5 separate regions of the Mus musculus genome follow, and all the other regions are linked to region 3. Evidence: chromatin loops called from intact Hi-C (ENCODE). Cell type or tissue: gastrocnemius. All regions are shown on one strand.

Region 1 (5,000 bases), 300 kb after region 3:
TGCCAAGTCTCCATTCTGTCTCCTGAAAAAGCCTTTGACAGGCCAGCGACATAGCTCAGCGGGGGAAGGCAACTGCTGCCAAGCTTGATGACCTAAGTCCAGTCCCTGGGACCTACCTGGTAGCAGACAGGCATGGGTTCCCAAAAACTGTCCTCTGGCCTCCCCAAACATGCCATGACACACGTGTGTTTGTATGTGCACATAAACAAATACATAACTTTATTTTTTTTTTCAGAAAGAGGCCCCCACCACTTGGTGCCTGTTGACGGCCTTACTGAGCCTTAAACGAAAAGAGGGGGTTAGTGTGCAAGTCTGGCGACGGGCCAGGAGTAGGCCAGCTTGAGCAGCAGTGCCATCTCTGCCCTGCTTACTGTGTGGCCTTGGGAAACTGCCTGAGCCTCTCTGTTCCTCAGGTGGGAGTGACTGACAACTTCATACAGGCAGAGGAGGAGGAAATGTGGCCATGTTGGCCAAGTGTCTAGCAATACACTTGACCCTTAGAAAGCTCCATTTCATCTTTGGCCCTGATACTAACTCAATGACTGTCCCTTTGCCAGTCCCGTAGAGAGGAAACAAAGCTGAGGGCCTCAGGGCCCTCTAAGGCATCAGACCAGCTACAATCCAGGGTTAAATCTGGTGTGTGCGTACATTCCTATATGGGATCACGGTGGGTTCACACATCACCAGATCAAACCACTGGGCCACTCTTTTAGGGAAGGAAACAAGGAGGTTTATTCTCAATGAGGTCTGAACTATAGGAACTAAAGTCAGCAGATGTCCAAGGAAGGGATGGCCCGTAGAAAGAGTCTGTCCCCGAGAGAAGTCTAAAGTGACCAAAAACAAAAAACAAACAACTGAAGCCCAGAAAGCTGAAGGTGCCACCCAGATGTCCCAGCCCTCATGAATGTCACTGAACAAGGAAACTAGAGAGGCCTGGGCCAGATGGGATGTGGTTGCTATGGGACAAAGCCACACCTAGCAACAGCTCCCCAGTTCCAAGCCCCTATCATTCGCCTGGCAGTGATACCTCCCTAAACAGTCTGGCAGAGATCTCAAGCCGGGCCACGAACTGCCCCAGATGCTCCAGGGAACGGATGCAAAGCTTTCTGTTTTGTGTCACACCTGTGGTGACAGCTGAGTTGAAGAGAATGTTCACAGTCATTGTGCTCAGAAACCACACACACGAGTTCTATCTACCGGGGTTTCGGAATGAATCGAGGTTCCAGCTCTCCTCTCCACCTAATTGCCTGTCTGCACAGGGTAACCTTTTGATGTGAGTTTAATAATTAGTCATCATGGCCTAGTTAAAGAAAACAATGTGTTCTCCAGTGGCACTCTGTTTCCAGTGAGAGACAGAGACACTAAACGGTAACTTTCACCCTGTTTTTTTTAAAAAAAAAAAAAAAAAGGATGTTCCTCAGCTGGTCCTGCATCTGCCCAGCTGGTCCTGCATCTGCCCAGTGTATCGCCAGTTTCGGTCTTTAAGCAGCTGTGCCCCGACACAGATGCCCCTCCCCCAGTTCTGCCACATCTGGTTCACTCTATTCTGTGAGCTGGGCGCCACGATGCCTCAAGCATAGCATGACAGCAGATCCTCTTTATAACACAGACGTTTTGCCCCGGTTCCATACTCTGAAGTGCCCAGCCCCCACCTGTACCCAGCTCCGGCCACTGACCGTTTTCTCCCAGCCAACCAGCTATGCTCCCGGCTTGCCCTTTCCTGCACAGAGGAAGCGCACACCTACCTCAGGGCCTTTGCTCGGGAGAGAAATTCATGCTGGAAATAATCTGAGTGCCTAGTGAATTCCTCTCTCTCTCTCTTTCTCTGTCTCTCTCTGTGTCTCTCTCTGTCTGTCTCTCTCTGTGTCTCTCTCTGTCTGTCTCTGTCTCTGTCTCTGTCTCTGTCTCTGTCTCTGTCTCTGTCTCTGTCTCTCTCTCTCTCACACACACACACACACACACACACACCAGCTCTCGGGCCAAGCACAACTGCCTAAAGTGAAAACCTCCCAGTCACCTAGCTCCCTGTAGGAAGTATCGCCAGCTGCTGTAAACTGCAACTTCATATTAAATGTACCTTCTCTGTCGCGATGTGTCTCCTAAACACACAACAGCCTGGGCTTGAGAAGGGGTTAGCGGGCTCAGTCAGTGAAGTGCTTGTCAGGCAAACATGACCACCCATGGCAAGAGTCAGTCATGGTGGTGAATGTGCCTCACGTCGCAGGCACAGCCAGGAGGATCCCTGCAGTTCACTGGGCATCCAGCCTAGTCAAATTGGTGAACCTGGGTTCAAAGATATGGAGAAGAAGGATAGAGAAAAACGTCTGCCCTCTGCCTCTGGCCTCCTCACTCTCCTGCCCACACCCACACAGTCACATACACACACACCCATGTGTTTCACACACACAGAGATGAGATGCATAGATAAGGAAAAGGCTTTAAAACAAAGACATCTGGTACTTATCCAAAACCAACTGCCAGCTGTCCACCCCACTTAATGTTGGTCATGCACACACACAGAGACCATGAACTCAGGCCCCCCCGGGGGGGGGGGCGCTGGTTAGGCTCACCTCCCCTTCTCCCAGGAGCACTGCTCTCCAAATTGTCAAGCGTCTGCTGTCCAAATCCCCAAGCTGCCACCTCGGCCCACCCACAGCCTCTAAGACACTAATGGAGTAGGTTTAAATCTCTTCTCCCTCTCTCCCTCTCTCCCCCTTTCCCCCCCCCTCCCCTCTTCCCCCTCTCTCTCCAGTTGTCAAATGCCCAGATAACTTTGGAGGGAAGTGTGTCCCAGACTTCAGTCCCAAGGAATAAATTCCTCCCTATTGAGCTGATCTCCGGCCCATAGTAGAGACCGGGGAAGTGCTGCCCTCTGGTGGTGTATGGATGCGTAGCAGCAGCGGGCTTCCCAAATTGAGGTCAGTCGCGAGGGTCCCCTACCAGCTAGTGACCTCCTGGTCGCTGGGTACCCGTGTCAGCGCGAAGCTCCTGGTTTAGTCTTTGATGCTGCCATAACTCCTTCATTATCGGTGTTCCCAAACTTCAGACTTTTGAGTACTACCAGTTCTATTTCTGTGCCACAACTAAATGTATTTGTGAGAATAATCTACTGTAAAAGAGAGCCAAGAGGGGCTAGCAGGGTAGTTCAGTGGTGACCTCTTGCCATGAAAGCACAGTGTGCTCAGCTCAAGCCCCAACACCACAGAAACAACAACAACAAAGCAACCTGAGTTCCGGCAGTACCTGGGAAAACCAATTCCATGTGCTATGGCAGAGGAGGAAGACAGAGAAGCGGAGAACATAACTGAAGACAAAAATCGGGATTGACATTTAAAAACAAGCCTCTTGTGACGTTTGACAGCTCATCCTACAAAGGTACCCGGCACCAAGCTCTGTCATCCTGACTTTGATCTCCAGGCCTCACTTGGTGGGTGAAGCACAGCGGCTTCACACATACACACACACACACACACACACACACACACACACACACACACACCACGCGCATGCACGCACATACATGTGCTACATGGCACATTGTGCACCCACAAGCTGAATAAATAAATCATTTAAAACAACTTTAAAAATTAAAACATAAATATTTCCATTTTGGGAAAAGAAAAAAAAAAAAGCACTGTGTCCTGGATTTGAGCACTGATAGGTTCTGGGTCACAGAAGCACCCGGGTCATTAAAAAGCCATTGTTGGCCAGGCCACAACATCCACAATGCAATGAAGACAGAAATGTCACACCCAAGGTAAACAAAAACCAATCACTTGGAAATGTATTTCCTAATTGCTCAGCTCAAACAAAGGAAGAGAATGTCAGTTATAAGCAGTTCAGAGCGTAGCGGGAGCTGGAACCTCAGGCAGAGAAACTTGGGGAACTAACCAAAACCAACACCCCTTTCCCCATCGCTACAGGACTTTGTCATTAAACAAGGAAGTTGGAAAATAAACAAAGCGTGTAACCCAGGAGGGAAAACAAGCATTGAGAGAAAGCTGGGGAGAAAAGCAAAACAACAAACATTAAGTTCATGAGGCAGAGCAGGTAAGAGGAAGCCAGCCTCACGCGCAGCTTCTTGAAAACAGCTGGGAAGGGCCCGGGTTTGTGGACACCCAATTTTAAAAGCAGGGGGAGAGTGAAGGCAGCTTAGTACCGGGTACGGAGTAGAGTTTTAATGACAAGAGAATAGCCTGCATGGAGAGAGGTGGCTCAGGAGTCAGGAGCACAGGCTGGTCTTGCAGAGGACCCAATTACGGTTCCTAGGACCTATGTCCAGAGACACACAGCTGCCTATAACTCTAAAGGACCCCAGGCTCTTTTCTGCACCTCCAGGGGCATCTGTACTCACAGTGCACAGACACCCACATAGACACACAATCGACAAATAAAATAAGTTAGTAGCGTAGGAAGTCCATTGTCGGTAGGAGGTGCCCTTAGAGCTCACCAGGGACTCAGATGAGTAGGAAATGCTTGGCCCTGCCCCCTGGCTGACAGCTGACGCTGCTAGGAAGCCTGCTGTGTGACCGAGTCTCTGATTATAAACTGGAATATGCACAGAATTTTCACCCTGGGTCGAGGCCAGGCGACATCTACCTGCTTCCTCCTAAGTAAGGTCCAGATCCACCAAGGTTCCCCTAGGGGACCAATGAGTTTATTAACGTTACTTACAGAACAAGGCAGGGGGCTAGAGATAGAAATGTGGGTGGCCTGAAAGCAGCTACACGGGATGATGGCTTCCTCAGAGCTGTGCGGATGGTGCCCCCTCCCCTGACCCATGGATTTTCATTTTGGGGGAAGCTGTTTCTACGCAGTCTGAATCTTCCCCTCTCTGTGCCCATGTTAGCAGCTGTTGGTGCCCATGTTAGCAGCTGTTGGTGGCATCTCTTGGAAAAAGATGCAAGGCAGAGGAGAGCAGCTCTGATCTCACCTACATTACGGGTCCTCTCTATGTGGACAGGTCTGGAAAGCACTACCCAGACAGATGTGTGCACATC
Region 2 (5,000 bases), 130 kb after region 3:
CTGCACATGATCAGGGCTCCTCGGCTCAGCCTGGCACTATCTCCTCTCAAGCCCTTCCCTTCTGGAGCCATGGGGCTCATGCAGGAAACAGACTCACCGTGGGCAGCTGGCCTGACAGCAGATGGCCGTCCTGGGCCAGCATGTTGGACACCATGATGGCAGGGAGATCCATTGCTTGGTACGAGTAGGCAGGGAGCAGACCGTTGGGCGCAAGGCCGTGACACAGCGAGTGGTAGCCGGCTTCGTGATCCCCCAGGTGCAGGAGGGATGGCTCAGGGAGATTGGGAGGCGTTATAGGAGGAATCTCATAGTCTTCGTTACTCTCGCCCTGGCTGTTATAGGTCTGAAAACAACAGAGGGGTAGGGGTGGGGTCAGTGTCTCAAAACCACAGAAAGTATTCAATAGCATCCCCAACAGCAACCATGGGAAAAAATGCTAACCCCTTGGCAACGAGATAGCCCCAATGAAAGCCTAGTGAGCTGACTTAGATGCCTGCTCAGCTCCTCAGTGAATCTTTCTCCCACAGAGGCTCTGCAGACAAGAGCCTGGACTCCTGAAAGGTGCTTCCCTGCATCTTTTCCCGATTTCCAGCACACCTGGCCCACAGCCACTTGAGAGCCACCTGAGAGCTCCCTTGGCCACCCACTTTACAGAGGTGGGGGGGGGGCCTGGTCCAAGGAGAACGAATGAGCAAGATGAGCAGAAGAGCTAGAGACTGGAGCTCCGGGCAGCCAGAGTTTTCCCCTTAGGCATCCTGGGTAGCCAGGACTTCTCTTGGTCCTTTCCTTGGTGAGTGTGAGTGAAGCAGATTAGCAGCTAAGAGGCCACCTCCAGTCTTACTGGGTTATTTGCCCACCCATGTGGGCTGGCCAGTGACCCCAGGACAAGCTAGTAGACATAGCACTAAATCTGCCTTTCTCCTTGTCCCAAGTTTTACCACAGACCTTGATAAGCCCTGGCTTTGTGGCACATGCCCGATTATGCTTCAGTGGGCGGGGCAGGGCGGGGAACTCCACAATAGTCAGGGTGAGTAAATTTTTAAAAACCGTACATGAGTTTTAAATTGCTAATTACATTTGTGTGTGTGTGTGTGTTTGCATGTGTGCCGGTGTGTGTACACGTTTGTGTGTGTACACGTGTGCCCCAGTGCACACATAGAGGTCAGAAGACAACTTGTGGGAGTCTGTCCCCTGTGTGGGCTCTGGGTATTGAACTCAGGCCATCAGGCTTGGTGGCAAGAGTTTTTAACCCCTGAGACATCTTGGTGGCTCAGATTATTGTAAATTTTAATTGCATCAAACTATTCCCCCCGAATCTACTGAAGGACTCCGATGCCCTTCTCGAGTTCACCCAGTCTGGGTGATAACAGACTTATCTTCTCCCTCTTTAGTCCACTCCCCCATCCTTCCCTTCCTATTGAGAACGGGTTGACTCTGTAGCCCCGGACTCTCAGCAATCCTCCTGTCTCAGCCCCCCTGAGTGCTAGGATTACAGGCTTATTGAACACCCTGCATCCCTAGAACAAACCCTGCTTGGTTCTGCTCTGTCTTTCACTTCGGGCAGTGTTGGACTTGGTTGGTTAGGACTGTCACACCGGATTCTAGTGTGGGATTAGCTTCAGTCTCCCTGTCTGCTCCTGCCTATACCTGGCTTTGTTATCAGCCTGGGGAGTTAGTCCTCCATCCCTATACTCTGGAGATGAGAGTCAACAGAAGACAGCTATGTAAACGGGAAGACAGAGCTGAAGAAACTACCCAGGATCCACCACAGACGCAAAGGATAGGCGGATGTCATGGATTCTGTGTTAATGGGGCAGAGGTAAAGGTTGAGGATATCCCAGAAGTGATGAAGGACCCCAAAGGTATTTGTGGATAGAGAAAACCTTCATCAACATGTGTGTGCAGAGAGGGAAAGAAAGGCCTGAGCCACAGTAGCACGTGGGACTGGGGACATGGCTTGGTGGCAGAGTTCTTGCTCAGCACTTGTATGGTCCCGGGCTCTTTCCCCAGAGCAAGGGTGGATGGAGGAAAGACATGGCTTATCGTTCTGTATTGCTCTGTGAACCCAGCATGACAACTAAACATCCCTTCCCTGCATGTCTATAACAGTGCCCGCTTCTCAAGGACTGGTGGATGAAGCCATGAGTATAGGGAGGTTTGAGTCGGGCTGTGTCAGCGCAGGGACGTGTAGCATGTACCTCATGTTCCTCAGACACTGTTTAAGGACCTTATGATGGCCTGGGAAAGAGTGAAAATTGCCTTTTACTGCCATAGACTCCAACATCGCCTTGCGCTCATTGGCCCCCTCTGCAGGGCTATTGTGGAGTCACCACACAGCTGGGTAAGATGTCTGGAAACCTGGAAAAGGTGGCCCACGTCTACCTGCTATCTTCCCTTGGCTTTCTTCTTATGTTGGAGTTGTCCTGGTCAGCCCTGAGCTCTCTTCTCTTTCCCTCTTACACTCCCTTTCAGATGACCTCAACAAACCTCGTGTTCAAAGCCCCCTGGGTGTCACATCCATCCTCCATTCTTGCTGCTTCCCTGAGCACCGCAGCTGGACATCTCAATACCCAACGTTCCCTTCCTCTACCTTGCACCTGTTTCCTCTGATGATATCACCCTCTATCCGCAAACCTGCCCCTCCCCTCCACTCACCTCTCCATTCCATGAGAACTACTCCAAAATACTTCTAAAATCTGCCCAGTCCATTCCCACCTCCCCACCATGGACAATGACAGCCTCCTCCTGGTCCCCCACAGCCCTCTCTTATCCCTCTACTCCCTCCTGTAGGCAGATGATCTCTAAAGAGCATCATCTCACGGAGCTACTCCCACTTCACATGCAGCTCCCTGGCTTTGTCATTATGGCTAAAGTTTTAGTTAGTGCAAAAAAAAATCATAGGTTTTGTTATGACACTTTCAGAGGTGTATCATTGTGTGTTACCGATTCCTTTGCTTCCATAGCTTAGCCCCTTCTACTTTCATGTAACATATACATGCATATTATATATATAATATATATTTAAAATATAAATTTCATATATGCGTGAAAACAGATGATATCTAGCTGAGTCTGGATATTTAACTCTCGACTTCCAATCTTTTCTCTGCAAATGACGTCACTGTTCATGGGTGAGTAAAACTCTTGCTGTGTATCTATTTTACTGTTTTTCCCATATCCACCATCTAGGCTGGCTCAGTATCTTTTCCATTGTTATTAATACTCCATGGATGTGCAACTAAGCTGGTTTAGATCCTTCAGGCACACATCCCACTGCCTCTGGGTTCAAGACCTTAGTCTCAAACATGACCCCGTAAGTCCTCACACGGCCCAGCCATTGCTGGCTCAGGGCTGCTACCCTTGCTGCTCTTGGTGGAATTCCACATTAAGGGTCCTCTCCAAAGACACAGAACGGGTACTAGCAGCTCGCTGACTCAGCATCTCCATTGCTGGATCCCTTAACCCATGTGCCACACAAACCGCTCCATGCACTGTGGGTCACTGTCTGTCTTCAGCCTTACCACCAAGATGAGCTGAAGGGGCAAGTGTCTTTAGGTGGAAGCAACCATGGACATCACATTACTCCAGAGTGCAAAGTCCCCTGGCCTGCCTTTCTGTTCAGAGTCACCGTCTCAACTGTCCAGTCCACCTTTGGAAAGTGGCACTTTCACAAGTCTCCCATAGTGCTCAGTACCTAATGTTTGTGGCTCATTTTTACCTTCAGCTTGTATACCCCTCCCCCAATGCCCCAGGCCCCATGAAGACTCCAGTTAAGTCCCTTTGTTCCCAGTACCTAGAGCAGTGATTGACACCTAGAAAGAACTCCGTTACAATACAAGGCTGAGCTCACCATAAGGACTGCTCCAGGCTCTAGGTTCAAGTCTCACGCAGGTGTTCCCATATCTGCCCCTCCCAGAAGACAACCATCCCCTAGAACCTGTGTCTCATGCTATTGAATGCTCCCTCCCTCCCTCCATCCCTCCCTCCCTGTCCTCCAGCATTCAGAACTGGTTCTGACACTGGGAAGGATGCCAGGGAATGCCAAATGACCACAGAACTCCATCCTTTTTAATCCAAACCCAAACCTCAAGGCTCTGGAACTTACCCAACCGACCAGAAGCCTTTTAGAAAAATCAGCATGTGTTGTATCAAAATATTGAAATAACATGATTATGACAATTCCTCTAAAGAAGCAATTAGCACACTTAAAAATAAGCATGCAAACACACACTTGCCTTTTGGGGGGGGGTAGTCAGATCCCAAACATTGAGCACAAGCCAGCTTGGCCTGGGGCTGATTTACACAGAGTCCCCACCGTGTGCCTCTCTCAGCTTCCGGCGTTTCCCTACACTCTCCTTTTAAACACGTCTATTCTGAAAAGACACATCTACCACCTCTGTCTTTCAGTCAGGGAGGGTGGAGTTCAGAGCTTGAAAGAAGTGTTGGAACCTGGAGTCTCTGGGTTAGGCTTCATGAGTCTGAAGCCAGCATTCCCCCTCACTAGGTCACCTCGTGAAGACCCTATTCCAGACCCTGCTGTGCAAGAGATCTGCTGCTCAACATGACAACCTGCTCCTCACTGTGGGGCCTCATGAATATCCAGAGAGCAGCAGCAAGGTGGCTATGAGGCCTAAGAGCTCTGGAACACACAGAAAGGCTGTCAGTGGTATCTTTCATGTCCCAGATCAAAGAAGGGAAGAGTGTGGGCCCATTCTAATGATTTGGGACTAACTATAGAGTTGGAGGAGAGCTGACTCCCCTTGGAATCTCTGGGAGGAGGGATCTTAAAGTCTAGCATTATGAATCTTATTTTATTATTTTTATTTCCTTTTATATTTTGTTTTATATGGTAAGGGTCTCATGTAGCCTTGACTTTACCACATAGCCGAGGGTGCCTTTGGATTTCTCATCCTCCTGCCTCTACCTCTCAATGTGTTGGGATTACAGGTGTGCACCACTACACCCTGTTTATGTAGTGTTGAGAGTGGAACCCACAGATT
Region 3 (5,000 bases):
GAAGGAGTCAATGGGAGCAGTGTGGACAGTTAAGGGAGAGTACCCTTGGTGGTTGGAAAGATGGCTCAGAGGTTAAGAGCACTGGCTGCTCTTCCAGAGGTCCTGAGTTCAAATCCTAGCAACCACATGGGGGCTCACGACAATCTGTAATGAGATCTGATGCCCTCTTCTGGTGTGTCTGAAGACAGCTACAGTGTACTTATATATAATAAACCTTTTTTTAAAAAGTACTCTTGACCAGCAGATCCACTAGAATCTAAAGCCGTGAGGCCAGAGGTTCAGGGTGGGGTCAATTTGTGGTTAATCAGTGAGTGGTTTGAAAAGCTTTGGCTCCTAGTGAGTGAGGTTGCATTTCGCTCGGTATGTGAAGGATGGAGACATGAAGAGGTAACTTTGACGATGGTCTCACACAGTTTCCCTGGATAGCCTAGGTTCACTCCTGCCTGAGCCTTCATGGGTCACAGGCATCCTGCGTGGGGATCCAACACTGGACAGCGAGCAGTGCAGGAGCTATGTCTTGGAAGTATTGCAGGTAGAGCAGAAGAGAGGAAGGTAGGAATTAAGATGTCCTGGCAGCTTTTGAGAAGTTAAGAGCTGGCGCAGATTTGGGAGGGGACTGGGAATTTGGGTTTCCTGACTGAAATGTATGTTAGATGTGAGTTGAGTGAATCATTGCATTAATTACGGAAGTCAGGAGAGGCACAGCAGGAGAGCCAAACTTAGGAACTGTAAGTGTATGGATTTTTAAGAAATGGTGCTAAAGTAATATTTTAGAAGGAATAAGGGAGTATGTGTGAATGCTGGGCTTTCTGCTCATTTTGGGGGGGGGGTCTGAAACTGCTAGAAATACCTATTTGAAATAAACAATTTACTTTGGAAAAAGTAGATTGTTGTTAAAGCCATAAGAGAATACCTAGGCAGTGAATATATAGAAGTCTGAGGACAGGCAAGATGACTCAGGGTAAAGGAGCTTGCCGCTAAGGCTAATGGCCTTAGTTAAGTCCTTGGGACCCAACTCGTAAAAGCTACCCCCTGGCCTCTGTGTGCAGTGTGTTCTACACCTGTACAAACACAAATAGATGTAATTTTAAAATTGACAAAGGAGCTAGAGAGATGACTCTGGTTAAGACTCTTGCAGAGGTCCCAAGTTCAATTCCCAGCAACCACATGGTGGCTCACAACTATCTGTAAAAAGATCTGATGCCCTCTTCTGGTGTGTCTGAAGACAGTGATAATATATTCACATACATAAAATAAATCTTAAAAAATTAACAAAAGAGGTGGGCTCATACACGTGAGTGTGCACACACAAACACAGTCAAGTAAGTTCTAGGTATGGTGATAGTCAACTGTAGTCTGCTACTTAGGAGGCTGAGGCAGGAGAATAGTTTGAGCCCAGGTATTCAGGGGCTACCTGGGCAACATTGTGCAACTTGTCACAAAAAAAGAAAAACCAGGATTGAGTTCCAGGACACCCAAGGTACAGTGGTTGGAATGGGCAGGAGCCTGCAAGGTCGTGGGCTAACCAAAGAGGAAAACTCAAAAGTCAACTGCAAAAGCAGTTTTAACAAGGGAGGTCTCGGCCGCAGACATGGAGAGACAGAGGCGCATCTGCGGCAGGCCTGGATGGACCACTGTGGACACATTAGTACAAAGACCATCCTTGCTTTACACGGAGTCTGGAAGGGGTGTGGACCCAGTCTGGATACAAAAGGGTTCCCGGGAAAATGGGCCTTCTCTCTCCAGGCCTTCGGAAGTCCAGAAGTCCAGTGCCCCTCTTCTTTTTGCAGGTTCCCCCCATCCTGGGCTCCCTGGGAAGGAAGTAGAGAAAAGGCATGATTGCCTCTGACAATATAGAACCAGACTGTGGCAAAAATCTTGGCAAGAGATAGATTTTTCCCCCCACAAAGATTTAGTATATGTGTGAAATGTTTTGCCTGAGTATGTATGTCTGTACCACATTCGTACAGTGCCTAAGGGCATCAGATCCTATGGGACTGGAGTTACAGAGACCGTTGTGAGCTACATAGGTGGTAGCGCTCAAACCTAGGTTCTTTGCAAGAGCAACAATTGCTTTGAACCTCTGAGCCATCTTTCCAACACCATACTTTTTTTTTTTTTTTTGGTTTTTCGAGACAGGGTTCCCCTGGCTGTCCTGGAACTCACTTTGTAGACCAGGCTGGCCTCGAACTCAGAAATCCGCCTGCCTCTGCCTCCCGAGTGCTGGGATTAAAAGGCGTGGGCTACCACGCCCGGCCATACATCTTTAAAAACAGTTTAAATTCGTAAAAAGCTTAGTAAACTTTTTGAAGAACCTCTTTGTTTTAAGGGAAGTCAGCTGTAATAGACACATAGCCACAAGAGGGCGTACTCTCCTCAAAAGTCACAGGATTGAAAAGTCAGCTGTAATACACACACAGCCACAAGAGGGCATACTCTCCTCAAAATTCACAGGATTAAAATGTGAGGCAAAGGAGGTTGAGGGGAGAGCCATAGTTTTCAGGAAAGCTCAGCTCTGGCTGCGCGGTAAGGCCAATGCCAGATTCTGAAATCTGAATTTTGTTTGTGAAAGATCAAAGTGTTCCTTTATTACTGATCTGGTCTGTCTGTAGACAAACCTCAGGGCGTCCTTCATAGGAGTCCTTCAATGTCAGGGATTTTGTTTCTTTGGTGACTATCTTATTAATCATAATGGTCTGAAAAGCATTTTGTCGTGTGAAAGTGGTATAATAGCCAGTATTGTTTAAGTGTTTAATGCCTTCAAAATATGAAGCTTATTTATTTAATACTTGTGAATATTTTGCCTAGACGCTGTCTGTGCACCGTGTGCTTTCCTGGTGCCCATAGAGGCTAGAAGAGGGGGTTGGATCCCCCAGAACTGGAGTGACAGATATTGTGGGTGCCAAGAACCAAACCTGGGTCCTCTGCAAGAACAACAAGCGTCCATAACTACTGAGCCACCTCTTCAGTCCCTGAGTATGAACCTTGTCAACAGAGACTCTTGTAACTCTACCCTGGTCACTTCAAGAGGCTGTGATTATCCTTAATGCAAGTGTTGATCCTAGGCGAGTTCTGGAGATGCCGGACCTACCTTGATTTAGAGAGATTTGGCAATCAGTTGGAAATTGTAAGCTGGCTCATCTGGGTGGAGCTGGGAGGTGTTTTTGTTTGTTTTTGTTCTTCCAGTACTGGTTGAACTTAAGACCATACAAGCACACTCTTCATTTTTTATTTTGAGGTGGGTCACATGAAGTTGCCCAGGCTGGCTTTGAACTCATTCATTATATAGCCTAGTAGGTTTTGAACCCCTATCTCAGCATTCTAAGTTTCTCAGTAACTACAGCTGTACCACTAGGCACAGCTCAGAACTGGGATTTGAATATACATCTAGCTCTCGAACTTCCTGCTTGTGTAAAGTAAACGTATGCAAACCTATAAATGTTATCAAGAAACCATTTCAAAACGTCACGATGGGCCTGGCGAGATGGCTCATCAGCTTATGGCTGTTGTTACCAGGCCTGATGACCTGAGATTGACCCGAGACTCACAAGATGGAAGGACAAAATGGACTCCCTCAAGTTGTCATCTGACCTCCATATATGTGCGCTCTCTCTCTCTCTCTCTCTCTCTCTCTCTCTCTCTCTCAGTGTTATATAATAAATAAGGGGCTGGAGAGATAGCTCTGTGCTTAGTAGAAGCACTGCTCTTGCCAAGAACTCTAGTTAAGTCCCCAGCATCCACACCAGGTGGCTCACAATCATTTGTAATTCCTAGTTCTAGGGGATCCACCACTTGGCCTCCCAGGCCACCTGCACTCATGTACACATAATTTTTAAAAAATAAATCTTTTAAAAATGAATAGATAACATTCTCAGTGTTTTAAAGTCAGAGATGCTCAAAGCAAATGCAGTCACCCAGGTCTTCTCCCTTGAGGACTGAACTCCATCGATCTGGGAAGGACTGTGCAATCTGTGTTTTTGTGATTGTAGCTGTTTCTTCTGCACGGGCTCCATCACAGGGAGCTACTGGGAGTGAACACGGATGAATGTATGTGAACGGATCCCTTCCTGGGTTGCAGCTAACCTCGATCAGCATTGTAGTGATTGACGGACTCTCAGAGACAATCACTCTCTTTCTATTTGACTGTCCATTTCCTTGTCCTGTGACTGCCTATCTGGAAAGAGTTTGGAAAAGAGTGGGGGCGGGGCAGGTGTTTTTAGCGGGGGAACTGCCTGATCAGGCTGAAGGTCCACCTGGACAGGGTGCCAGCCACCTGGCCGAGATGATGGCCGGTGTGGAGGCTGGTACTGAAATGTGGACCAAGAGGACTTTGTAAGGTCAGTGGCTACATAATCATGAGAAGCAGCAACTAGCAGGGACCGTTATCAGCAGAGTGGAAAGCAGAGAACACAGTCTTCCCATTTCTAAAACAAGGAAATGAATGCAGTGACGTTCAGTGGCCAAAACCATCATGGGATTTGGGAATGCGTCAGACAGACGTGGTAGAAGTCAGATAACTGTCTCACGCTCCCTTGGACCTCAGCTTTTTTCTTTTAGTTTCTTCTTTTCTTTCTTTGTTTCCTGTTTCTTTCTTTGTTTCCTTGTTTCTTTCTTTGTCTCTTTCTTCCTTCCTTCCTTCCTTCCTTCCTTCCTTCCTTCCTTTCTTTCTTTCTTTCTTTCTTTCTTTCTTTCTTCGGTGATTTCTAACCTTCCTCCATTCCAGCCATGTTATGAACACACACACACACGCACACACACACACACACACACACACACACACACACACACTTCCATGAGCAGGAAGGAGACTTTCCTCCCCTCTGCACTCCTCACACAGGCTGTGGGCTGTGGTGGAGTGAGATTCATTTTAGAAATATTCAGGATCGTTATTTTTGCAATATTCCCCTTCCCAAGCTTGCTTCTGCCCCAGCTCCTTAAGAGCACATAAGGCCAGGCTTCAGCGGCTCCTGTGGCAGGAGCAAAAGGCTTTGGTGAATTTC
Region 4 (5,000 bases), 350 kb after region 3:
TGATGTCTGGAGGCTTTAAAAAAAAAAAAAACTAACATGGAAGTTTTCGTTGTTTTTGTTTGTTTTTCAAGACAAAGTTTCTCTGTGTAGCCGTAGCTATCCTGGAACTCAATCGTAGACTCAGAGATCGGCCTGTCTCTGCCTCCCTGCTGGGTTTAAAGGCACGCACCACTATCACCTGGCTAACATGGAATATTTTACCTGCTATCAAAATCCTATTGCCTAGTTTGATGGTTTGAGGAAGGAGATCACACTATGAATGCTAGTTAGGGACTGGAGAGCTGGCTCCACTAAGGAACATACTGCCCTTGATGAGGACCTAAATTCAGCCTCCAGCACCCTTCCCACAACCTCCCAGCTCCAGAAGGGTCCAGCCACTCTGGCCTCTGTGGGCACCTACACGCAAGTGCACAAAACCACCCACAGATACATAACTAAGGGAGAAAGGCAAACAACCAGTTTTTCACAGAACTTGGTTAATCCTTCCCCGGGACCTGCACTCGGTCACCTCGAGCAAATACGAAAGGTTAGTCAGTCATATGTAACTGGGAAGAGTAGAGATTTCCAAACGAGCAAGACGAGCCACACTTTGTGCCCACAAGTGTGCAGCGTTGGTGTCTGCACAGCCCTCCCTGTCTTCCCTCACACTCAGCACAGCCTCCCTCCCTGTCACTCCTACACACATACAAGCACTCTGGAAAGCCAGGTCCAGCCCTCAGCCCCAACCTCTGCTCTTGACTTCACCCACAAAGGTCAGCTCCAACTTCACATCCTGGAATTTGGCACAGAAAAGGCCTAAAGAAATATTTGCCCAGGGAAGGAGTGGATTTGTGAATGAATGGATACTTGCAAAGATGCTGCCTACGAAACAATTCTAAAAAAAAATCCCGACGAAAACGAAAAGAAGTTCCTAAGCCTAGCAATACGCGTCACAGAATCCAGAAAGCAGATTTGTATTGTCAGTGCTGACCCAATGCACGCCCCACCTACCATTGTAAAGCAGGAGGCAAAATCTACTAAACATTATCAGTTGAGTTTGCTTCTCCAAAACCCAGCACGAGGCCCAGATTCTATTAGAAGCTCAGCCGGTGTCCTAGGGAAAAGGCTCTGTGTAAGAGAGCCTGAAGCCTCAGTGCTGTGTAATAGTGACAGTATTTGGAGGGCGGGGGTCCTTTGAGATAGGTATCTCTATGTTGCCTTGGCTGCCCTGGAACTCACTCTGCAAACCATGCTGTCCTGTATACTGAAGAGATTCACCTGCCTGAGTGCTGTGATTAAAGACATGTGTTGCTGCTACCCGGCATGGTCACACTATTAAACAGATGGGAGTATCCATCAGTCACACACCTTCTTGCGCATTCTCAAGGGCTCCATTTAACAGACGGGAAAAGTGAGGCCGACAACGATTATGTCACACCAAGCTCCACATTTTTACACCCTAACCTCCCTAGGAACCGTAGCATGAAAAGCAGAGGCCAGTGTGCTGTTTAAAGAAAAGTCACACTTTTGTATATACACATACCCTTTCTCTTGCCCTTGTACGTTCTGGGCTATGCTCCAGGGAAAGGTGAGTCAGAGGCCAAGAGGGAAGTGGGCCACTGGGGTACAGGGAGTCACACCATGTGGCAGAGAAAGGCTCGTGAGGATGCAGGGGCACAGAGTCCACACTTCACAAAAGAGACCCTCAGATAAGCCCGGGGCTCTGGGATTAGTACTTCCAGATGCCCTTCCTGGGCACTGAACTGTCCTAGACACCGGGGCATGGGAAGCCACCCTGATCAGCACCCACAGACCAAACCAATACCCAACCCAGCCACGAAGAACTCTGCAAGTAAGCAAGCAGGCATCTCTGTGCCTTATCTTCATCCTAGGCCAGGTTCGGCCATCTGAAGACGGTGGAAAGGCGTTCTGAATTGGAAAGACCCAGAAGGAACACAGCAGAACCCAATTATCCCACGCCTTAGAAAGGCTGGAAAGCCCCGCGATTAGGCCCCAGATACACAGGTGTCCCAAAAGTCCAGACTTGACCCAGCCACCTAACCTCTAGGGAACTAAGAGGGAAACCCAGTTCCTGCCTTTGGCTCAGAGGCTGCTAGCAGAGCAGTCTCGTTGCACACCAATAGTCTTTACTCATCCCCAACTGCCCAAAACTAGCGTGGGACAGGAAGAAGGCTTCTGAAACCAAACCGAACCGGCCGCCGAAACCCCATGAGACAACGAATTCCCCGTCTCGCATCCCGCGGAGGGCCCAGGGGCTTTGTGCTTCCCGGAATGCTAACAAGAAAGGAACGCCAGCAAATTCGAGCCACTCTTGATCGACAAGTGTCTCCCAGGCTTCTGCCTTCCACTCGCTGCGACAAGGGGAGACATTCTCCCTACCCAGTAATGGGCCTCCAGCTGACACCGCGAGCGACAGCCTTCCTTCCCCACCCTGCAATTAGGCGGGAGATGATGGACCTCACCCAGGGCTGGGACCCGGTCTAGAGGGGGAACCCGCGCTTTCAGACTCCCGGGCCCAGGAGGCCCAGGAACCGAGCGAGGGGGTCCCGATAGCCTCTTAACGTGGCGCGCGCCCCTGCATCGGGCGGCGCAGGGTGCATTTCTCCCGGGGATCCCCATCTCACGCTTGCCGACCCAAGGAGAAGGGAGAGGACCCCAGCGCGCCCGCAGCCTCTCACCAGCGCGTCCGCCGAGACATCCCCCCGGCCCGGACCCCGCCGCACCCTTACGCCCGCCGGCCGAGCCCGGAGCGGGAGCCGGGCCGGGGTCAGGACTCAGGCTGCTCGAGCCGCTCCGGGCCCCAGGCGGTGCTCTCAGGCGTCAGCGTGTCTGCAGGTCTGGTCGCACGTTCCCAGGAACTGCAGCTGCCTAGGGAGCGCACAGAACCACTTTCCTATCTCCCGCCAAGTGCGTCGGCGCCGCCCGGCCCTGGCGCGCGAGCGCAGGGGCGGAGCATACGGAAGGGGCGAAGCGTACAAGACACGAGGGGCGGAGCCCGCGCGCCAGAACCCTAGGAGGGGCCTACTGTAGGGGCGGAGCCCAAGCATGGGGAAGAGGGGAGTGGTTTACCGGAGGGCAGAAACCGAATGTGCAAGCGGGCAGATGCTCTGTTAGTTGGCAATCTACTGTGTCCAGATACACCTACCTTAGGGATTCAATGAGGCGCGAGGCCTGGCTCTGTGTGAATCTTAGATAGACCCCGAGCCACACACATAGCAAAGACTGGAAGAACTGAATAGGAGAAACTTCCCGCCCAAATTGTCACTGCTTGGGACGGTCCAAGCCACTATCCCTAGAGCCCCCATGCTCCCTTTGACTGGGTTTGTATCTTTTCCTTTGCAAGCCTCTTGCTTCTTCAGCTGCCTCAGAGAGACCCAGCTCAAAATCCCAACATTTCTCTCACCAAACTTAAACCTCTCTTCTGTCCGGGTTAAATCTTTGTAACTCCATTTAGTAACGGCCTTCCAGATCACCACGCCAAGACACAGAGAGGCGAAATTAAGTCTTGCAGCTTTTGCTTGGGCCGTATTTGGACCAGGAACTCCCCACATCTTCCCCGACTGGGGTCTCCTGCCCATCTGCTTGCATTTGTGCGCATTTCCTCTGCTGAACTGTGAGCATTCTGGGATCCCAGCAGCCTTTCCTAGGAAATGTATTAAGCCCAGGGGGAAGGCTTGTTGGCTTACGTTCAATTTCTGATGGCAAGGGTTGTCTCTTTCAGGTTGTCATTTACTACCTAAAAACTGAGTGTCATCTTACTGGGACTCCCTGAAAGGATAGGAGCCTGGAAGAACCCCAGCCAAATGCCCTTTAGGCTCAGGCCTCAGATCTCTTTCCAAAAACTGCTGGCCCCTTTTAGACAGTACAACTCCGAAAACTTCATTTACTACAGAAGGATGAAGACTTGAAAGCTACAAGTTTTCACCTGGCTTAATTCAAGGCTTCCCCCCACCCCTCTCCCTTCAAAGGAGTTCATGTGGATCGCTGCTCTTCACGGCTAGTGTGCTTTACAGTGAGATCTCCTCGGGGGTGATTCCCAGCCTACCTTTCCCTAGTTCCATTATCTCAAATTATCAAACTTCTCCATGCCTGCTTCCTCACCTACAAAAACAGTTCATAGAAACCTTTGATCTTCATAACAACCCAATGAGTTATATGCTTGTATTACCCGATAGCAGATGGAGAAACTGAGGCACTGACTTCCCCAAACTGTAGTTCTAGAGTTTATAGTAAGGAAAGGGGTAAGGAAAGGGCAAATGGCTTTCCTCCTAGCATCTTTGGCTTGTTTGCAAATTAAATGGATAGGAAATAGATTAACGGGAGGAAACTCAGGTTTAATTACTTGCATATCCATTGGAGTCCTGTAAAATAATGACATCATACAAAGGCTCAGACGTTTGAAGCTTCCTGGGGTACAAAAAGGAATGAGGTCCAAGGACTTCTGTAGGAATGGTGGTGACACAAGCTAACTAGGGATAAGGAAAGGAATTATGTGGCAAACAGGTGGTCTTGTCATGCAGATAAAAGTCTCCCAGTTAAAAGAAAGATATAGGCATCAGCCGGTTCCTAGTACAGAATGCAGGCTAACGCAGATTTCCTTTACAAATGTAAATTTCTTTTACAAAAGGACTGCCTTGCAAAGTTATTTCCTTGTCTATAGTCCCTGCAGAATAACCAGGTCAAAGCATGTTGGAGAAGTGGGAGATTATTTTCTCCTACACTTTATTTTGGGGTACTGTGTACAAACCTTTAACTCTAAGCAATACAAGTACATGAATATGTATAAGGCACATATAAGTATTATATCACTGTTAGGTGGCTTTTGTTGCTGAGGGTAGACCTAGGCCACCCTACATGCCTTACTCAACCCCTGTAGCCTTTCTGCTGGTCCTATGATTATATTCTGCCTTTACCTGTCTTCACACTTGCCCTCTGAAGTCCAAGAAGCTGCTCCGCAGGCTGCACACACACTCCCTCAGATTACCAATCTCCTTGTGAGC
Region 5 (5,000 bases), 61 kb after region 3:
TACGTGGGTCCCCTAGAAGAATCCGTTATGTGCTTTTAGCCCCTGAGCCATCGCTCCAGCCACATGGATTTGCTCTTTGAAATATTTTCTTAAGTGTCAATTCAGCTGCAGCTCTTCACAGCTCTATACACTTCGTGCATTTTGAAACCTTATTGATCTTATTATCGATGTGTGTTTATGGTGTGTCCATGGAGGCCACAGGACAATCTTGTGGCACCGACTTTCGCTTTCCACCTTTTCTCGGGTTCACAAGGTTCAACTCTAGCCTTCAGGCTCGCTCGGCCAGCGCTTTTACCTGCTGAGTCATCGTGCCTGTCTCTTACTTTGTGTAATTTTAAAAAATGCTCTGTCAGATGTGATGGTGTGCATGACTTTGCTTCCAGCACTTGAGAGGCAGAGGCAGACAGATCTCTGGGGGTTCAAGGTCAGCCTGGCTTACAAAACAAACTCCAAGCTTCTCAGGGCTATATAATGAGACCCTGCCTCAAAACAAATAAAACATTGTCTGGAAAAGGAGTCCACAGGCTTCATTGGTTGGCCAAAGATGGAGAGAGAAACTATGCAATGAAAGAGGCTAAAACACACTGTGCTGGTGTGACAATATTGTCTGTATTAAAACGCAACCGGCAAATGGGCTTTATTGATCAGGCCCAGAAATAAAATGCTTCAGGTCTTCCCAGAATGCACTGGGAAGGATGCAGTCCATCTGATCATACCAAGCTGAAAGGGAGGCTGGAGGAATGTAGTCTGTGCATTCCCAGAGACTGGACAACTGTGCTAGAGAATGCCCAATAGTCTGGGACAGAGGGCTGTAATACTCATTGACATCCCAAGTGAGAATCTCTGTTCAGAGTGACTTGCTGTGTCTTAGGGAGGATGGGCAGAGGGCTAGATTCTAAACCTCCCACTATATTGTCTCCCTAGGACAAGCCATGCCAAAGCCAAGGCAGAGGCAGCAGAACAGGCTGCCCTGGCTGCCAACCAGGAGTCCAACATCGCCCGTACATTGGCCAAGGAGCTGGCTCCAGACTTCTACCAGCCAGGTAGGGCCAGGCAAGGATGGGATGGGCAGGGCAGACCCATTTGCTTCATTTGCTGCAAGGTGGAGATGCTCACGTGGAACTCTGAATGCCTGTGCGTTTTTGGAACCTGTGAGTGGGATGTAAACAGGAGATGAGATATTAGGGGGCACACATCTCTGCCTCTATGCAAGACTGGCGAGAAAGCTGAGGTTCCCAGCTATAAGCAGAACCTACCCCAGTTTGTCTCTACTCTAGGTAAGGCAGATGGGAGGGGGAGCTGGTGATGCTGTGATGAGGGGCAGGTCTGTGGTGCATGAGAAGGTCAAAGGGCTCTCTGCAACTTTCAAAAGTTTGAGGAGAATTCATGCCTATGTGTCAGGCACAGTGCTGGGCTCTTATGACATATAGCTGGGACCCAGCATCAGGAGTCACACAGGCAGCTTTGCACTGGGTAGCACGGACTCACATGTTTAAATCCCTACCTGCTACTCCCCAGCTTTGGGATGTTGTGTAAGGTTGTGATATGGGGTCAAGAATAGTGCCCACTTTGGGGGCATGAACTATGAGCACGTAACGGCTGCAGTTAGCTTGCAGTGGCCATGTCTCTTGGCGACTGCATCTCACACAGGGGATGAATGTTGGTTCTTCTTGATTTTCTGGTTCAATGGGTCCCAGTGGAACCCGTGAATGACACACCCAGTGAGGTACGGGGCATATGACAGAGCATCTGGAACGACCCTCTGAGAACTACTGCACCGCAAGTGCTGGGTGCTCGGGCAGATGGATCAAGAAGAGGGGGCTGCAGATTCAAAGGCACGGGAATGGAATAGCGTGGCATTCAGGAAGCTAGATGGTACAACAGGCAGCAGGGGGTGAATTGAGTAAAGAGACTAGGGGCTGCGACACAGACTGTGCTTGGCAGAGCTGAGCTGGCTACTGAGCGTAGAGATTGGCGTCCGAGGGATTTTAAGTGAGCGACATGCTAAGTGCTTTGGAAACACCATTCTGGCTGCAGCTCATTATCCAAGTGGCCCATCTGTGATGCAGCAGGTGAGTCTTCTGGTCACAGTGTGCCCCCTGCTGGTCGAAGGACGCAGGACTCTAGCCTGCGTTGGGTGACTATTGCAGTAGTGGCTTTTGCAAAAATAAACAAAAACCCCAAAACACAAAACAAAACAAAAACTCCACCTTCCAACAGTGTGATTAAGCCCATTTTTTTTTCTTACATAAGGATGGAAAGAGACCAGCTAAGCACATTATCTTGGCCCTTTGCTGTGTGGTGTTGGACAAATTATTTTACCTCCCTGGGTCTCCTTTTCCTCTGTGCAACAGAATTCACAATCTCACCTACCTCACAGAGTTATTAAAACTGTCTGCTCCACCAGTCTGATCCTCCGTGCAGTGAGTGACAGCCGAATAAATGAACGTAGCTCATAGAGGCTACCCTGCTGGCCCAGGACGGCCCGGCAGGCTGTGGGTTCGAAGCCTACCTCTCTGTTGTCCCCGGCAGGTCCGGAGTATCAGAAGCGTCGGCTGCTCCAGGAGATCCTGGAGAACTCTGAGAGCTTGCTGGAGCCCCCAGAGCGGGGTCTGGGCACCGGCCTCCCGGAGCGGCCCCGGGAAAGCCCGCAGCTGCATGAGCGCGAGACCCCGCAGCCCGAGGGCGGACCCCCGTCTCCGGCCGGGACGCCCCCGCAACCCAAGAGGCCCCGGCCCGGAGCGTCAAAGGACGGCCTGCTGAGTCCAGGCTCCTGGAACGGGGAGCCCGGCGGAGAGGGCAGCCGGCCCGCCACGCCGTCGGATGGCGCCGGTCGTCGCAGCCCCGCGCGCCCCGCCTCGGAGCACATGGCCATCGAGGCGCTGCAGCCGCCGCCCGCGCCCTCGCAGGAGCCCGAGGTAGCAATGTACCGCGGCTACCATAGCTACGCCGTGCGCACCGGGCCACCCGAGCCTCCGCCCTTGGAGGATGAGCAGGAGCCCGAGCCGGAGCCCGAGCCCGAGGTCCGGCGATCCGACTCGGCGCCCCCGTCCCCCGTCTCCGCCACCGTCCCGGAGGAGGAGCCCCCTGCGCCGCGAAGCCCGGTGCCTGCCAAGCAAGCCACTCTGGAGCCCAAGCCCATCGTCCCCAAAGCAGAGCCCAAGGCCAAGGCGCGCAAGACAGAGGCCCGAGGACTGAGCAAGGCCGGTGCCAAGAAGAAGGGCCGTAAGGAAGTGGCGCAGGCGAAGGAGGCCGAGGTGGAGGTGGAGGAGGTGAGGCTGCGGGCAGAGGCGAGTCTTTGAGGTCCTGGCAGCTCCGGGCGGGGATTGTGTGCGCACGTGAAGTTGGGGGTAACTTGTGGGACTGGAGGCAGAACAGGACAAGGGCAAACTGCGAGCCTGAGCTGTAGACTGCGCCTGCGAAATCTGTGGCATAGGCTAGCTCACCAGCCACCTCAGGAGGTTCAGGAGGTTTGGGGGCTGGGGTGGGATAGAGTGGAGGAAGATTCCAACAGAGCTTGAGCCCCCAGCCTCTAATGGGGTCCAGGAACCAAACTCAGCAGCAAAGAGCAAAAGCTAGCTTTTAAAGTGAATGATGCAGTTCCAGATGGAAGATTGGGTTAATTAGTTTCAAGAATTCTTTCTGCTCTCCTGGGTGCAGGGTCCAACTGTGGACAAACCAGGGATGTTTTTAGGAAGAAACTTCCATAAGCCCTGGCTTCTTTGCCCAGCTTTGTAATCTTGTTGGGGGTCTGGGGTTGTCTAGAGGTCGTGGGGACTCAGGCGGACTTTCTCCATGCCTTCAGGTACCCAACACCGTCCTCATCTGTATGGTGATCTTGCTGAACATCGGCCTGGCTATCCTATTTGTTCACCTCCTGACTTGACCCTCATCTACCAGGTATGGCCAGAGGATGCAGCCTGGAAACCAGGGTGGTGGGGCTTGGTACTTGGTACTGGGCTGCTAGGTAAAGCCCACCCCCTAGTGTACAGGTGTGATACTCCTTGCATCCCAAATACTCAACCCCATCTCTCCCAGTTGAACCGCCACCACCTTCAGTTTCCTGTCCCTCCACATGCCCTTAGTTGGCTCTGTTTCCTTTCTAGGGTAGAATTTGGGCTCAGGCTAAAGGACAGTAGCCCTCGCTGGTGTGAGGATGTTCCTGCTGCTGGGACAAACCTTACAACTTGAGTCTGGAGCTTGGCCACACTGCATCTTGCCTCCTGAGGAGGTTCCTCAAGAGACCTCCTGCTTTGATCCTGGCTTAGTGTGGCATAGCAGTTTCTAGGCAGGCCCAGGAGTGGGGAAGTCCTTGTTCTGTCTCTGGCAGCGTTAGCCTCACAGGGTCTGATGCTGAGTTCTGGGGGTTCTTCAAGTTACTGGGCACCTGAGGGGCTTTTCTTCAGGCACTTAGGACTTTGAGGGTCCAAAGAATCCAAGTGCCCAAGAAGACAGCAGGGAAGGGACAGGATGGGAGGGCCAGCAGGGAACAGGAGGGAGGCAGAGCAGGGGCTTGAGCCCTGCCCTTCTTGTGGCTCAGCCTTGGACGTCTTCTGATGACTGGTGTTGTCTCCATCCAGTGCCAGGAGTTCCACTGAGGATGGCAGGACCTGTCTTTCTGCAGTGCCAAGCAGGTGTCCCAGGAAGATGGGACTTCGGACCTAAAACCTTGCTCACATCCACTCCATGGACATTTAAGGAGGCCTCCAGAGAGCCCATGCTGGGTGCCGGAGTGCCAGAGGAAGAGAATGTACCCCCGAGGTACAAAGGATGCCCTGAGGGAATAGCCCTGGTCCCCTGAGCCCCGTTTGCTCCTGCACCTGTTCTCAGCCCTGTCCCACCTCACCCTGCCACCCTTCCCTGGGCTTTTGTGTGTTTTGAGAGATATCAGGAAAGCAAGATATTAATACAGATCTCTCCCTCTTCCCCCTACCCCGCCCCCAATCTAGTCCTCCGGCTGATGGCTTGAGGCCACCCAGGAGGATGAGAGGTTCACAAGT

What was found. Hi-C counts contacts between places; a loop is a spot of excess contacts. Peaks named below come from ENCODE experiments on the same cell type or tissue, not always from the same donor. Only the 100,000 strongest peaks of a DNase experiment are listed, where the experiment ranks them.
Region 1: a loop joins it to region 3, with 19 times the contacts of the local background. A loop is called at or near these places in 15 of 42 quality-filtered maps.
Region 2: a loop joins it to region 3, with 14 times the contacts of the local background. A loop is called at or near these places in 7 of 42 quality-filtered maps.
Region 4: a loop joins it to region 3, with 4 times the contacts of the local background. A loop is called at or near these places in 11 of 42 quality-filtered maps.
Region 5: it touches region 3 in a loop (7-fold over the local background); 32 of 42 quality-filtered maps call a loop at or near these places.

The regions. Positions count from the first base shown.
Region 1 is chr2:163,099,606-163,104,605 of GRCm38, reverse strand. No RefSeq gene overlaps it. Among named protein-coding and RNA genes, the nearest start is that of Gtsf1l, 13 kb to the right of the region's middle. In gastrocnemius, a CTCF peak has its summit at 2,891 (motif pointing left); DNase peaks (open chromatin) are centred at 327, 2,244, 2,593, 2,877 and 1 more place.
Region 2 is chr2:163,271,312-163,276,311 of GRCm38, reverse strand. Tox2 (TOX high mobility group box family member 2) reads right to left here. Exons shown (of 9, transcript NM_001372575.1): 3 at 98-343. Among named protein-coding and RNA genes, the nearest start is that of Tox2, 71 kb to the right of the region's middle. In gastrocnemius, a CTCF peak has its summit at 2,317; DNase peaks (open chromatin) are centred at 593, 4,031, 4,265, 4,562 and 1 more place.
Region 3 is chr2:163,398,832-163,403,831 of GRCm38, reverse strand. No RefSeq gene overlaps it. Among named protein-coding and RNA genes, the nearest start is that of Jph2, 3.4 kb to the right of the region's middle. In gastrocnemius, no CTCF peak of the experiment used is centred here; a DNase peak (open chromatin) is centred at 2,422; H3K4me3 peaks cover 179 bases; H3K27ac peaks cover 2,270 bases.
Region 4 is chr2:163,052,527-163,057,526 of GRCm38, reverse strand. Mybl2 (myeloblastosis oncogene-like 2) reads right to left here and starts at 2,892. Exons shown (of 14, transcript NM_008652.2): 1 at 2,679-2,892. The coding sequence starts at 2,698. In gastrocnemius, no CTCF peak of the experiment used is centred here; DNase peaks (open chromatin) are centred at 2,261 and 2,979; H3K4me3 peaks cover 1,323 bases.
Region 5 is chr2:163,337,505-163,342,504 of GRCm38, reverse strand. It overlaps Jph2 (junctophilin 2), which reads left to right. Exons shown (of 6, transcript NM_021566.2): 3 at 925-1,043; 4 at 2,533-3,272; 5 at 3,806-3,900; 6 at 4,581-5,000. The coding sequence ends at 3,886. Among named protein-coding and RNA genes, the nearest start is that of Gm35750, 16 kb to the left of the region's middle. In gastrocnemius, a CTCF peak has its summit at 2,098 (motif pointing left); DNase peaks (open chromatin) are centred at 990, 2,069 and 2,781; H3K4me3 peaks cover 726 bases; H3K27ac peaks cover 3,022 bases.